3 separate regions of the Homo sapiens genome follow, and all the other regions are linked to region 3. A link is a contact called in ENCODE Hi-C or POLR2A ChIA-PET data. All regions are on one chromosome and are shown on one strand. The core of a region is the stretch at or near the end of the contact, and the rest is flanking DNA. Distances in the headings are between cores, read along the strand shown. Region 1 holds the start of SMAD5 (SMAD family member 5). Region 2 overlaps TGFBI (transforming growth factor beta induced). Region 3 holds the start of MACROH2A1 (macroH2A.1 histone).

Region 1 (4,910 bases), core at 1,625-4,124, 730 kb before region 3:
CCAACATATACATCTGGTAATAATAAACACTGATATGTCATAAACAAAAAGAGTTTCTTTAACTCTACAAAGTACTAGTAATATTAAAATTTACATAAAGACAAAGAATATATATGAAATAGATTTTTTTAGATGGTATTTCAACTTAAGTAACTGTATTAAGAAATGAAAAACTGGTATTTTACTGCCTAGTTTTCAAAACACTAAAATCTTTAATTTGACCAAGTTACAAATCTGTTTTCAGTAGAGGGAGAAAACACACTGCCTCCGTTCAATGCAAAGGACAAAAAAGATCATCACTGCAAATCATAATGTTTGGGTTCATGATGAAAACAGGAAACAGACAGGCTGCCCAGGTATAATTATGGTTGTAATCTAATGTGCCTTCAGGTTCAGCCAAGAATTAAAACCCAGTGAAGAGGGTAAGCAGAATTTACTTGCCTCTACTTTGCTGCAGAATGCAACTTTTAATAATACTCCCAGCAACATGTTACATAACCAACAGTAAACAACAATCTGATTCAAACCTCATTAGTAACAACATTCTGCCACTGTCTCCCACTGAAATTAATAGCTGACTTTGCCAGAGGGGAAAGAAATCCAACACATTATCAATCTACCCATTTCTGTGGCGCCTACCACAGTGAACCAGACACGCAGATAATACTACCAGATCTGTACAGAACCTACGAAAATATTTTATTCTTTTTTTCCAGTTTGCTGCTCTCTTCCTCCTTTTAACTAGACCATATCATGTGGATGCCTTTAAAACCTGAGAGTAAAGTCAGTTGAGAAGGTTAATCTAACTTTTCTTGCTTATTTCAGCTATGATCTGAAAGGAATGGAAGCACAAAATGATGAATAAGGTATTTTTAACAAAGATACATGGGTAAATTAACAGCAGTAATGTAAAAAAGACTGAGGGAGCAACAATGTGGAAAGGGAAGGAAAGGAAGCTGTATAGGAACAATCACACAAATAATCATCAAAATTAAACTTTATAAATCTAAACATAGTATCTACAACCTTTATGAAGGTTAAGTTTTGTTAAATTGTCTAAGTTTTGCATTTTTACAATTTTCACTGTAGAGAAAAAAATATTAATAGTTACCAAAGGAATAAAAGACTAAAATAATTTGTTATACATCTGCAAATAGCTCCTTAAATTTGGAACACTAATTTCATAATGATATTTGGATCCATAAATGTGAAACTGTCACACTGAATGTAGGTACTGTTTTCCCCACAATGGATACTACTGCATTGGCATCTAGCAGAAATTGTAAGCTATTTGGAATGTTACTAAACCTACTGGGACTAAGGTTTTCAATCTTTTGTCTTTCAAATTAAAATTAAAAACTAATTCACTCTGGGCAATTCAGGTACTCTAAGGAAATTCAAGTACTCTAGTTTTAAATACGAATTTTCAAAAACGCAACCCAAGTACCCTTTCCTCTCAACTTCTGTGAGGCCAAGCCACGACCTCCACCTATTCAATCTTTGCTGCTAGATAACAACCCTTTTGGTAGTGCTAGGCAACAGGCATGATGTGACAAACCTAGACATCAAAACTTTTCCACAGAAAGATAAGGTAAACAAGATATACTTAGCGCCACACCCATTTAAATGCACAAGCAACCAAAATTGCTCCCTCCCCCCGCAACACCCCCCCCCCCCCCCCAAAGCTCCAGCTGGTCAGGAAACATTGTCTTTACAATCAAGATAAACATCTGGCTCAGGGTGTTCAGCCATTCCTCACCTACAGGCTTGCCTAAGCCCCATTCTCCAATGCCATCACCACCAGAACCGGAACATTCTGTTGGGAAGCCGGCAAACGTCCAAATACCCCAAGTATCCTCGCCCGAGTTCTGCAACCAAAAATCTGTTTTGGCTACTGAGCATGCTCAGACTTAAGACGGGCGCGCCACATGGGAGTTTTCAAAGCTTAGGCTCCAAACTCCACGTAGTAACAGCAGCTGAAAGGAGGAGAGGGGAAAAGGGGAGGGGAAGAGACTGGAATATTAATTTGAGCCCTGATATTGAAGTATAGGACCCGGCCAGCGGCTGAATATGGTGAAGGCAAAAAGACGCTGCTTTGGCATTCTCTTTGCAGCACAGAGAAGTTTACATGAAGTAGAAGAAATCCTTGCAGTGGTGAAAACTGACATGGCAAGTGGCAGAAACCAGGTCTAACTACCAGCTGATTGCAGTAGCCGGTCACAACTGCCCAGAGTGTAATTCCCACCGATAAGCGCGGATCCTTATCTTTGAAACACAAAGCGACGGCGGCACGGATTCATCAAGCCATTGGACAGCTTCGCAGTGCAGCAGCCCAGGCTGCCCGGCCGAGCACCGCAGTCCTATCAAGGGTGTGTATCCAGGGTGGTACATCCGATGAGTTAGGAAAGCAAACCGCTCCCCAGGACAGCGCGGGGTCAGGGGGTCCCCTCCAGGGCGTCCCAGACGCCTCCCTCCAAAGTCTGGGCGGTAACAGCGGGGCTGGGACGAGGGCCAGCCCCGGCCCCGCCTCAGGACGCCCCGGGCAGCCAGCGAGGCCTCCGCAGCCGCTGGGCCGCACCGTGTCCGCCAGCCGGGACCCCGGCAGGCCAGGACTCGGCCTACCTCCCGCCCGACAGGCCCTGGGTCGTTTCCGCTCCGTCCGCGGCCGAACGCCCCCGCCTCGGCCCGAGTCCGCCGGGGCAGAGCCTGCAGCCCCCAGTTCCCCTCGCCCGCGCGCGCCGGGGACCCTCACTCACTCGCGAGCCGGCTAGGCGCGCTCTCCCGACGCCGTCGCTGCGCTTCTCCTCGCTGCAACTTTATTAGCAGCTCGGCCGCGGGACACGCGCACGGCGCCCGCTCGCCCAGGACCCGGATGAGGGAGGGAGGGAGAGGGAGCCCGGGAGGACGCCCGCTGGGGTCGGCGCATGCGCGCCAGAGGCGGAGTGACCGCTGCGGGACCGAGGGAGGGGTGTCTTGCCCGGGCGGCTGAAAGAAGCCTCCGCGCCGGGCTCCGCGCCGGCCAACGCCGACTTCCGATCAGCTGGAGGCCTTCGCGTCGATGGCCAGGCCTGGGAATGGGAATCAGATAGCTCCCACCACCACCACAGTAGGCGCTAGAAGCTTCCACTAACCAAATCAGTATACATTGTAATAAAATTAAGTAATTGTCCTTGACACAGACAACTGGAGGTTTTCTGTCACATACAAAGTGTAAACAAAAACATCTTCAGATACGACTTAGCTACTTTTATTGATCTGTAATACAAATCTGAATGAAGAGTCTTCTTTCTGTGCAAAGTAGCTTCAAAACATGTTTCTGAGCATCTTACAGCTTCTTACTAGATGCAGCACTAAAACCCCTCCCACGGGGCAATCCTGGAACCCTTGAGGGCCTGTGGAAATGGAGCGAGTGCCCACCCTGGAGTTCCAGGAGTGGGACTGCCCATACACTGGATCGCAACCCCAGTTGTTCAAGACACATAGCCTCTCCACCTCCTTGTGGGGAGGGAGATCCCGTGGGGACCCAGCCCCTGGACAGGCGGGGCCACTGAGTTGCAGAGACACCATCCATAGGCTTATATACACCACCCCATCTCCTGGACTCTCTTTTCTAAGTAATTGGAGCTCTTCTCGATGCTTTTTCCTCCAAATTTCCAAAACCGTCAGTATTTCCTAGAATATAATATTGGTACCACATAGGGTACCCGATTTGAATAGTACTAGTAAGAAAAAGCTTTTGAATAATTTTGTTTTTATTTGAAAAGGTCAATACTGGCTCTCCAATGTTCTATTATAGGTTTTCTTTTTAAAATAAGTAAAAATCAAAATCGGGGTCATTTTGGAATGCTCTTTGACACCCTAATCCAATCCATCAGAAATTCTACTGACTCTTTCTTCAAAATTTATCCTAAATCTGACCATTTCTCACACCTCAATTGCCACCTCCATGGCCCGAGCCAGGGTCATCTCATCTGACACACAAATGGCGCAGCCACTATTTTGCTCCAGGCTCTAGAAGTTTATTTCTGTGGAGAAGAAACTAAATAAATGTCCAGAAGTCTCTGCATTAGGGGTGGCCATCTGAAATGGTGACAGAGGGCTAGTAAAGGAGTGAAGGGGAAGTGGGGGAAGAGACCAGAGAGTGAGTGTCTAGTTCCAGAGACCAAAGGGGTCACTGCTATTTCATTCCAGCCAACTGTTACCATAGGGAAATGTGGGAATAAGGACCCAGTGTTGGCAGATATTCTGATTTTTCAAGCAAAGCTGGAAATTTAGATTTTTATGTGAAAATCTCAATTATATCTGTTTAGCAACTTCTTTCTATTTTTCTCTCTCTTTGCCTGTCTCCTGCCCGCCCCCCACCCCGCTCCCTTCCTCTCACTCTGTTAGACATTCTGGAGGCCAACTACATGCAAGCCAAACAAAACAAATCCATGGTCCCGATTTAGCCTACTGGCCACCAGTTTGCAATTTCAGGTCTCCATCTTAAACTTCTTTACTACATCATAAACTTTGAGAAAGTAAAGTCTGTGTACTTTAACTCTTTGTCACACTCACTGATTATTTGTTGTTAATTCAGAAGTTTCCAGCCCTTGGAAGGCAAATATTTCTGGAGCCTGCATGGGTTTACAACTCCCAGAAGTGCATATAATCCTGCCTTGGAGGATACGTTTTTTTTTTTTCCAGAACTGATGTTTGCAGAGTGCTTTGTTGAACATTATAGGACATAACAATTTGGTTTAAATATTTTGTATAGTAGAGATACTCCTCACTTCAAACAGCCAATAAAATCCTTCCCAAAACAAATTATTTGCTGTTTTGCAGTCACTGTACATACGTCAGAAGAATTTGTGATTACAAGATTCCTTTTCATAATCACATATGTAATCTCATAGCCAACAGTTTTGCTT
Region 2 (4,701 bases), core at 1-2,500, 630 kb before region 3:
CCTTCTAGAAGGCTGGCCCAGGCCCTGGGGAACTGCAGCCAGCGTGCATACAGCTTGGTCTCCTGGCTGGTTACAGATACTCACGTTGATTTGCCACAGATTTTCCTTTGGTACCACTGCTTGCAGTTGGTGAAGTACTTCCTATTAGTGCCAATAACCTTCTGCACAGCACACACGTTGGGGCTGAAAACAAAAGCAGCAGAATTAGGAAGATGATCAGCACGTCCACCCCACTTTAATGACTCCCATCGTGTTTGCCTCCTTGGGTCACTGGAACTTTCTAGAGATAGAGGAGAGAGTCATTTCAGTCTTGGTACTGGGGATATCTTGGGTTTAGACTTTGGTTCTGTTTACCTAGATTCCCATCAGCCCCCATGAAAGCTTCCCCTGCAAAAATTGTTAAAATCTCTCTTACATACTGATGTAACTTCATGTACATATCCTTCTTTGACATGGGCAATTGATAAGTGTAAACAAAAGCATCTCTCAGGCAGCTCTCCATACAGACATGCTCTGCATGCCTGGACCAGCTGCTTGGCTCCCAAAGACAAGCCATTGTTACTGTCTATCCTATAAACCCGAGGCTTTATAGCTGGTTTAAACCATGGCTGGTTGCTCTCAGGACCCTGATAGGGGATGCTCTCCCATTTAACTCTCAGTTGTTCATTACTTAGATCACAGCTCAAGTCCCACTTCCCCCAGGAGCCTTTCTCCAATGTCCCAGATGACATGCTGCTTCCCATCCTCTGACAGTGGATACGGTCCTTATTTGATGTTGGGTTCCAAACAGAATTCCTGTAAGTGATGCGGGGAGGTGGGGGGTGTCTCTTCTCTGCATCTAACACTCAACAGAACCTTGAGGACAAGTGTTCTGCCTTGTTCTGTTGTTCACATTCTAGATGGGGCCTAGCATCCAGGCAGGGTGTAGAAGGAGCACGAAATGAACTTGTTGAAAATACTGCTCCCCAAACTACCCAGATCCAAAGAATCCTCAGGGACCCTGTGAAAAAGCAGAGTGTAAATGTCTGGGGGTTCTGCTAAGAAGCCTTTTCCAGAACCACAGGATTTTGGTTTTGCATGTTTTTTTCAAGTATACCAAGTCCTGACCCAAACTGTGCTCAGGCCAGGTGATTGTGAAAGCTTCATTAGGAGCCCCTAGGGAAAGGAAGCTGCTGTGCTACGTGGTCAGTCAGGAGAGGCGTGGTCAGTCAGGAGAGGGTTGATCTTCCTGAGCCAGAGGCAGGCATGCATCTGACTGAATCACAAGTCAGAGGAAAGCAAATAAAACAAACAATACTGAGGGCTTTCACAAGACCTCCAAGCTCAGAGAACTTCAGGTATCACCCAAAGGATGAAGTATTTCTTTAACATCAATTTCCCTGTTACTTTAAGAATGCCATCCACAGACATCACTTGATGTGCAGCGTATTTGTTAAGAAGACACCAATATTGCAGTAAAAACTACACCTACTGTCCCCATCATGATTCCTCTGCAGGAACTTGAACAATTCTCAAATATTCAGAGTCAGGCTTTTGGGTGGGAGTCCATTCTGCCCCTTCATTTCTCTGCCCTGTCTCTTCTGCGGTGATATGACTGTCACCTCTTGGCCAGTTTTTTGTTCAACAGGTGAAAGTGAGTGGGCCCAGGAGGGACAATGAGCATTAATGAATCCATGTAAGGATCTAGGGACAAGAGAAGTGAAGGCTGGAGAAGGGACCACAGCCAGCAGAGGCCCATGCCTCCCTAGTCCTAGCTGGGCCTGACCAAATCCTCCAGATTTCTGAATACCTGGTTTCTGTTTGCTGCCTAGGATTCACAGGTTAGACAGTCCCTGAATAACCCCTGAAGAGTCCTTGCTGGCCATACTCCAGCCCCCGGTCCTATTTATTGTTACAGAATCCCAGAAGCTCTTCAATCTGATCAAGCAGGAAACAATTACTGTCAATGAATTCCCTGCCACTTTCCGTAGGCGTTTGGCGAATCTTCAGTGAGTCTCTTGTGGATGTGGCTCCAACATTCCTTTGCTGAATGTTTCCACTGCTGCTGTCCTTGTGGCAGCAGCAGAGGCTGGGGGCGGCTGTGACCCTCTCCTTCTCACATCGGGGAGTGTGGGTGGGCTGTGTACATAGGAAGTTCATGCTGAAGCTTAATTGAAATGAGCAAGTTGCTTCTGGGCCTCAAGAATAACAGCATTGATGTTCAGCTTAGATTTGAAAACCAAGTGCTTCAGGAAATTCAGTTCAGTTTTTGGTGGTTGATGTTTGGAAGTGTGATTGTATTTTTACTTCTCTTTCAGTATTATTTTTCCCCTTCCCTATAGCAACACAGATATAGCTGGGAGTCAAGAGACCATATCATAGTTATTACTCTCCCAACAGCATTCTGTGTCTGAACTAAGTCACTCTCTACCTCACTAAGCTGCAGTTTCACCTCCTGTAAAATGGGAACATGAACAGTAGATCTCACTGTGTTGTGGTGAGGTCGAAAGCAAAAGCGGCAATCGAGTGCTGCGCACAAGCAAGGCACAGCTGTTATTTCTTCCTTCATATCAGGCAGCACGCTACAATTCCTTAAAATAGCAAAGTTTTCCTTCCCTTTCTAACAGTTTTCACTTTGAATGAAAGGCTGGAGCTAGAACAACGTTATCCATTTGCACAAGGCGCCACAGCCCTGTGTGCCAGGCCAGGCAGCCCTGTGGCATTAACAGGGACAGTTAGATCAGAGTAAATACAACTGTGCCTGCAACCATTTTGCCATGGTTCATGTGCCTGCGCATCCAGATTCTACTGGGACAGGGGTGCTCCTGTGACTTCTTAGATTACTCTGCCCATCACAGATTACAATAGGCCTTTCCAGCTGTGCTGCAGGAAGCTAATTAAGAGGCTTTGCCTGCAGGGGTATGGTGGGGAAGTTGATCTAATATCTGGAACTCATAATCAAGAGCATCTGCATTTAAGAAAAAAACCCTGTTTTCCAGCTGGTCAGCACTCTTCTGGGCTCTGAAGGGAAAGAGGTTTGCTGTAAAGATGGCTCTTGATGGAAAGCCCTCAATACCTTTGAGGATCCTTCACTGTGGCTGTGCAGAGAGATGCCCTTACAGGTGACACTGTTGCAGGGCATGCTATAAGGATCTTCTCCTGACTTAGTGGCGAAGATACAGAAGAAATAGAACCCTCCTAGGCAAATTGAGGCACCCAAACATAACACAATTCATTGGCAGGAAAGGCAGAGAGACCAACGGAGAGGTGGGCAGAGATAATAAAAATGCCAGGTGCTTGCATTTTGATGTTGAGGCCTCATATCCCTCTCATCTTTCTGACATCCCCCCTCACTCTATTCTGCACACTGCCCAAGTCAAAGCTGATTCTCCCACTTCCAGAAAGACCCCAGGATATCCCCAGTATTCTCCTCTTTCCAGGAGGGTGTTGAGGTTGCAGCCAGGCCTGGTTTGATTTCACTCTGCAGGGTGGCCAGATGTGCTCCCAGCAGGCCCTCTCCGCCAGAGCCCCAAACTCCTGAAAGGCCTAGACCATAAAGCCACAAGTAGAGGAAACAAGAGCAACTATGCCCTACAAGGGGCAGCCTGTACCCGTACCCAGAGCACTCCTAGTGCAAGGAGCCAAGACTTTCAGGGCCTGTGAAGTCAACTCTATCACCCCCAACAATGAGTTTTGATTTGAGCACAGATCTGCCCAGTCTCTTGGAGGTTTGGGCATTGCTTGTGGGTGTGAACGCCAGACCCCGATGGTATTTAGGCTTCCTCTGAGGAGTCACTACAAGATTCTACTCATATATAGTTTTACCTAGTTATGAAAAAGAAGTTGGTGCAACCAGGTAGGCTGGAAGCTGCAGCAAAGCCTGGGTATTTGTGACGCAGGTATGGCCTGGTTTTTGAGGTAGAAATGTTGCCTGCCTCTGCCTGGGTCAGTATTAGGGCCACTATCAGACCAGACCTTCTGCTTGAGTTTGTCTCCTAAAGCCAACACATCTTCAGGGTCTCAAAGGAATTCCTGCAATGATAGTGTCCTACATTTACAAACCCAGCTATTACTTTAAGACAGACTCCAATCCTGGCTCCAGTGCACACTTCAGGACTGTGGGAAAGTGGAACCACTCAGGACTCAGTTTCCCCATTTGAACAGTGTGTGTGAGGGCCCAGTGCATTCTCCTGCTCTTCATCGGGCAGGACAAGAAGTGCCACATTGCCCTTGCTGTACCCAGAGAGCAGTGTCGGGTGCCAGCAGTGTCTGAGTGCAGGGCCTGGCCAGGAGCACAGGAGCCTGGGGCACCTTAGATGCTGCCACCGTGTGTGGCCCAGGTTCTTGTCTGGAGTCGCTGGCCGGGGGCCTGGCTGGGTTGGAATAGGTGTACTGCTGGGTGGGCTTTGCCCTTGGCACCCTCCCACGGTGATTATGGCCAAAGAGTTGCCATTTCCCCCTTTCTGCAGTGGCTGGGAGGAGAAGCTGAAAGCGCTGTCCGTCTCAGGCTCTTGGCCTGCGTCGAAAGTCTCTGGTCCACTTCCCCACTCCCTTCTACAAAGCGGCGGCCTCCCGCTTTCCCTCCATGGTCCTCCACCTCCCTCCCTCTCTCCTTCCACCGCGTGCAGGGCTGGTGTCCGAGCGCTCCATGCTGCAAGGTTTTTAGTTCGGGCTTTGTCCCCTGCGCCCCCAGCCCAGTTCAATGCCCCCAGCGGCTTGCGC
Region 3 (4,856 bases), core at 879-3,378:
TATAGATAAAAAGGCTGGAATGGGAGCAGGCTGTTCTCTCCTAGCAATGAATGTAGAGTGAGTTTTATTTTTTGAGCATTTTTATTTTTCATGTTTTCAGAATGAGCATAGCTTTGTCATTGGAAAAAAATAAAAAACCTTTAACAGAAGAAGAAGCAATAGCAGCAGCAGCAGCTGGTACCCCTCTCTGAGCCAGATTAGGGGAGGAGACAGGTCACCGAAGTGGAAGAACAGGACACACAAAGCGCAGGAGGAGAGAGGGGAGAGAAGGTGGAGGCTTCTGGAGAAGGATGAGGTCAGAGCTGCTGCACTGAACAGCTCCAGAGGACAAAGGTCCTAGTGTGTTCTATGAGAATGGCACGCTGTAGAGGGGCATGGAGGTGGGGCCGCCCCAAGATCAGCTCTTGGAGGAGTGTAGACTTTAATTCCACCTGGTGGTCCCTACAGAACGGAGAGTCCTTGCCCAAAGGCACAGAGAAGGATGGAACAACAATGTGGTGTGTGGGGGAGGGTCTCTGCACCTTTCCTGACATCTTTTCTTCGGGAGATCCTCATAGAACCATAATGCTTTGTTTTGGGACCAGAAGCATCATAAGCATCATCATTTTTCCAGCTTCATCTCCTGTTACTTTCCCCTTCACCCATTCTACTCCAACCTCACACTCGCTCTGTCTTGACTATTTTGGACACACTCCTACCCCAGCCTTTGCACTTGCTATTCCTCATGCTCGGCGCAGTTCTTCCCCAGACATCCACACGGCTTGCTCCCTCAATTTCTTCAGGCTTTAAATGTTACTTTCTCATAGAGGCCTTCTCTTGTATTTGAGCCTCACTCTTATCTCACACTTCCTATTCCCCTTCTCCGCCTTATTTTTCTCCACCCCATGGAGACCCTCTGACACATTCTCCCGTTTGTCTGTCTTTCCCCCACGAGACTGCAAACTACAGGAGGGCAGAGATTTCTGCCTGTTCTCTTGGCTGTTTCATATCCAGCACCCAAATCGATGTATGACACAAAATACGTTCTCAGTACTTAATCGAATTAACGAATGCATGAATGGCAGGTATTGGACATTGTTTTGCAAACTCTTAAAGTAAGGTGTAAAGCATCCCGGTGAGGTGGAGGTTACTGCCGCTGCGATTCCCGCGCAGCCTGAGGACTGGGGGGTGGGGGTGGGGGTCTCTAATTACCTCCATAATCCCCAGTAGCGGCACTTTAAACTTCACATCAACCCTGAGGGATGTGTATTATTATCCAAATTTAGTTCACAGCTGGATGGAGAAGTGGCTTCCGGCTCCACACTTTGGAGGGAGGGGAGTAGAGGGCAGGCCCCCATTTAAGTACCCGGGATGGGGCACCAATGCCTTCAGGCGGTAAACCAATTTAGGAAGACGTGGCGGGCTTTGTGGCGGCTCCTCCTCTTTCGGCCTGTCCGCAGTTTTTAAAAAACGTGTGTGATGATAAGGAATCACTGTCTACATTAGTAATTCCCAACTTGGGTCCGAAAGTGAACTTTTGCTGAAGCGAAGTAGCTAACCGCTTCCATGTGCAAGGCAGGTTCCAGACTTCGGGGTGAGGAGGATTAACTGAAGGACCCCAGGGGAACCGGGTGCGCAGTAATTGATCTTGGGGCAGACCAGGGCTTGGCGGTGGCCTGTATCTAAAGACAGCGGGGTCTCTGAGGCGGGGCAGGGGGGAGTTGGCATTGACTGGGGAGGGAAGAGCGATCGCTGGTAACAGCCATTGTGCCTTCCCACTGGGTTAGTGGGAAGGTTCCTAAAGATGCCGTGGCAGCGACAGTCCCGTGCTCAGAGCCAGGCACACAGTAGGCGTTCACTCGAGACGCAGAGTCTGGGACGCGCCCTGAAGAAGCTCCTCTCCAGGGGCCTGGCCCTTCCCAAGGACTGGGCTCTGGGCGTCCCCGGGGTCATGGGTCAGACCTCGCGTCCGGGGTGCGGGCTGGTGCCTGGGCGCAGAGCGGCCGGCGTCAACGGGTAGGGCGCGGGCCCGGGGTCAAGGCCGGGGCGCCGGGCGGCACGGGCGCGGAGGCCGGACGCTCGGGGCCGCGAAGGGATGTGACGAGCGGCGCGCTGTGCATTGTGGGAAGCCGGCCGCGAGGACTGGTTCCAGTTCACTCGGCAGCGGCGCCGGGCGGAGGGGGAGAGCGCGGGCCGCGCGGGCGGGAAGCGAAGAGGCGGGCGGGCCAGCGAGGAGCGCGGAGAGAAAAGGCGCGAGCGGCCAGGAGGGCTCAGGCCGAGACACCTTGCAGCTGCCGCCGCCGCCACCGAGCCGCCGCGTAAGTGCCGCGCGGGCCCCCTTGCCGCACTCCCTGTCCCCGCCGCTCGGGTCCGGCCGCGGGTGCCCGGGAGCGGCCCGGCCTGGCGCGCACCGGTGTGGTGCGGGCCGGGCTCGGGCCGCCGGGTTCGGTGTGGCCCACGCCGGGTCCTCGCGCGTGCACTACGTCCTCCCAGGCCTTGTCGGGCCGCGCGGGATTCCCTTTGGTTTTGTTCAAAAAAGAAACCTGGAAACCAACTTCTCTTCGAAACGCATCCCCCTGCCCGCGCCTGGGCGCTTTTGTGGGAAAAAAGCGGTGCTGGCGCCTACCCTGGCGACCCTTCCTGGGGCGGGCTCACGGGCCAGGCCCGAGGCCGCAGGAGGCCCCGCGGCGCTGGCTAGGCAGTCTGGGCCTGGGCACCCGGGAGCTGCTGTGAGCAGAGTTGTACTTGGTGAGGCCCCCGCCGGCCCGCGAGTTGCCGGCCCCGGCACAATAAGTCGGGCCCGAGCCCCGGGGGGCCGAGGTGTAGGCGTCTGGCTCGCTATCTGCAGGGAGGGGAAGGCGGGGGCTACTCGCGGGATTGAAGCCGGGCTGGTGCGGGGGACCGGGTTGGGGAGTGGTCCAAGGATGGGCTGGAGAGGGGCCACGGGAACCCCCGCTGCTCCCGATTGTCTCGGTATCAGCCTTTTGTTTGCTTTGTGGTAGGAAGGGTTTGCTTTTTTTAAAAGGTAACTCCGGAAGGCTGTAGGCTTCCCCGGGTGGAGAAGGCCAGCAGGAAAGAGCCTCGCTGGGGGTGGGGTGGAGTGGGGAGGTGAGTGTGCAGGATGCTGCTGGCAGTGTCACCTGACAACAGGTGTGCGACATGGCGCTCCCTACCCCCACTCCTGCAGGGGCCACAGATCACTCAAGGAGTTGGTCAGTACATTGCTTGAAAGGTTCTTTTAGACAAGATGTTAGGGGAAATGTTTCTGAGTTTCAAAGTGAGAGACTTCTGTACAAACAACTGGGACAAACCTTGAATTCAACAATTACAATGACTATAAAGGCCTTGTAAGATTTTAATGACCCAGTAAACAGCACATAAGAATAGACAATTAGAGGGGGCACTCCTGCTAGCTTCCCTCTTTTCTTCCACCTTTGTGGTTTGAGGTTTTACCGTTAAAGTAGGGGGTAAGGGAAGTGTTTTGTTCCAAAGCTCCCTGCTCCAGGGAGTCGGGCATTTTTTAACAGTCTTAGGTTTGAATGGGAGACTCGAGTTGTAAATTAGGTGGAATTCACCTACTGCAGGCCACCTTTAGGCTACTAGCCTGTTGTCAGAGGTGTTAACTCTGAAATGGACACCTCTTGCCTGCAACTGGAATTAATACCCATTGTACACATTTAACTAGAGTTGGGCAGCAGCATCTCAGTCTTGCACAAGAGACTCTCTGATGAGGATGAGTATGTTTTCAAACTTATTTTTTCTTAAACACAACAAAACTCTTGAAAGACTTCAAATTCTTCCCCCTTCTAGTTTTACAAGGAGAGAGAAATCTTTCCAGTCTGTTCTTTGGCTTCGATCTGTCACCATTGTTAATGCTGATCCCTAGATAAGGCATTAAGAGGGTTGTCTAAATGAAAATTGTTTGAGGCAGGCCTTTAGAAGGAGGCATAATTTAACTCACATTTTATTAAACTTTAAGAATTGTCTGGAACTTCACATGTGACATTCTAGTATACAACCATGCCACTGGTTTAGTTTTTACCAAATGGGCCAGTGTCAGGGAGTGACACATCTCCATCTGATGTTTCTTCTGGTCCCTGAGAGAGGCGAACTTGAGGAGCGCCTCGCATTCCTTCCCCACTGAGAAGCTCAGAGGGCATGTGTTCTGGGACCTGCCTTCAGAGCTAATGCGGCCCCAAGTCACCTAAAGGAGATTTATTTAAATAAAAGCATAAACTGAAAACCTCAAGCCGAAGAACCCAACAAGACTCTATATGTGTTGTTCATCAGAACTGCAACAGCCTCTGGTTTTATTTGAGTGTCCCCAAGGATTTGTGACAGCCTTTTCAGAGCCCCATTCCTAGAACATGGGCTGGGAAGGGGCAGGAGTGATTGGGGCCCAGATCTCTGTGGGTCCTTCCCATATTCTGTAGGTTTAGAGGTCTTTTGGGCCCTGCCTCAGTGCTTACAAGTGAGCCTGAGTGAGTCAACTCTTCATTCCAAAGAGTTGTATAGCTTGTTTGCTTGGACCAAACCTGTCAGGTCAGTGTCTCAGAGTCTTTCCATAAAGATTTCCTGAGAATCAGCTCCTGTTCAGGCACTGGGGACACAGCCGTGATTAAGAAATGCCTAGCCCCTACCTTGGGGGAGCTGACTTTGGGAGAAGGCAGGCAAGTAGCTGTTGTAAAATCAGTGCAAAAGGCCCCACGTAGCCCCCCAGCAGGTACAGTAACCTAGCCAGGAGTGAGCCCTTATCTGGCTTGGAAAGGTCAAGCAGGAGATGGCTGGGCAAAGGAGGGCAGATGGGGACAAGTGTTTGAGGCCTGGGGAACCCCATGTGTGCATCTTAGAAGAAAAGAACAGAGGTCATGTGGGGA

Evidence for each region. A loop is a pair of places that touch in the nucleus more often than their neighbours do. ChIA-PET counts read pairs that join two places held with the same protein, here RNA polymerase II (POLR2A). Pooled maps may share reads with other maps.
Region 1: a loop to region 3 is called in a map of B cell, with 11 times the contacts of the local background. The contact joins the promoter of SMAD5 here to the promoter of MACROH2A1 in region 3. A Hi-C loop is called at or near these places in 1 of 168 maps with a recorded cell type or tissue (B cell), 3 of 37 single-sample maps with no recorded cell type and 7 of 50 pooled maps. POLR2A ChIA-PET finds 5 or more read pairs at or near these places in 1 of 52 experiments (MCF 10A).
Region 2: a pooled map shows a loop between it and region 3 (5-fold over the local background). The contact joins the enhancer-like site here to the promoter of MACROH2A1 in region 3. A Hi-C loop is called at or near these places in 1 of 37 single-sample maps with no recorded cell type and 4 of 50 pooled maps. POLR2A ChIA-PET finds 5 or more read pairs at or near these places in 1 of 52 experiments (activated CD4-positive, alpha-beta T cell).

The regions. Positions count from the first base shown.
Region 1 is chr5:136,130,809-136,135,718 of GRCh38, reverse strand. SMAD5 (SMAD family member 5) reads right to left here and starts at 2,874. Exons shown (of 8, transcript NM_005903.7): 1 at 2,757-2,874. It overlaps SMAD5-AS1 (SMAD5 antisense RNA 1), which reads left to right and starts at 829. Exons shown (of 2, transcript NR_026763.1): 1 at 829-2,369. RefSeq lists a silencer at 2,521-3,160 and enhancers at 3,471-3,520, 3,551-3,610.
Region 2 is chr5:136,029,245-136,033,945 of GRCh38, reverse strand. TGFBI (transforming growth factor beta induced) reads right to left here. Exons shown (of 17, transcript NM_000358.3): 2 at 85-183. Among named protein-coding and RNA genes, the nearest start is that of TGFBI, 2.6 kb to the right of the region's middle. RefSeq lists an enhancer at 2,672-2,741. Within about 2 kb of position 1,250, at least 3 of the 41 ENCODE cell types and tissues checked have a DNase peak (open chromatin) inside an H3K27ac peak, as active enhancers do.
Region 3 is chr5:135,396,503-135,401,358 of GRCh38, reverse strand. MACROH2A1 (macroH2A.1 histone) reads left to right here and starts at 2,128. Exons shown (of 9, transcript NM_138610.3): 1 at 2,128-2,297. RefSeq lists enhancers at 871-1,376, 1,377-1,882 and silencers at 1,783-2,242, 2,253-2,422, 2,733-2,792.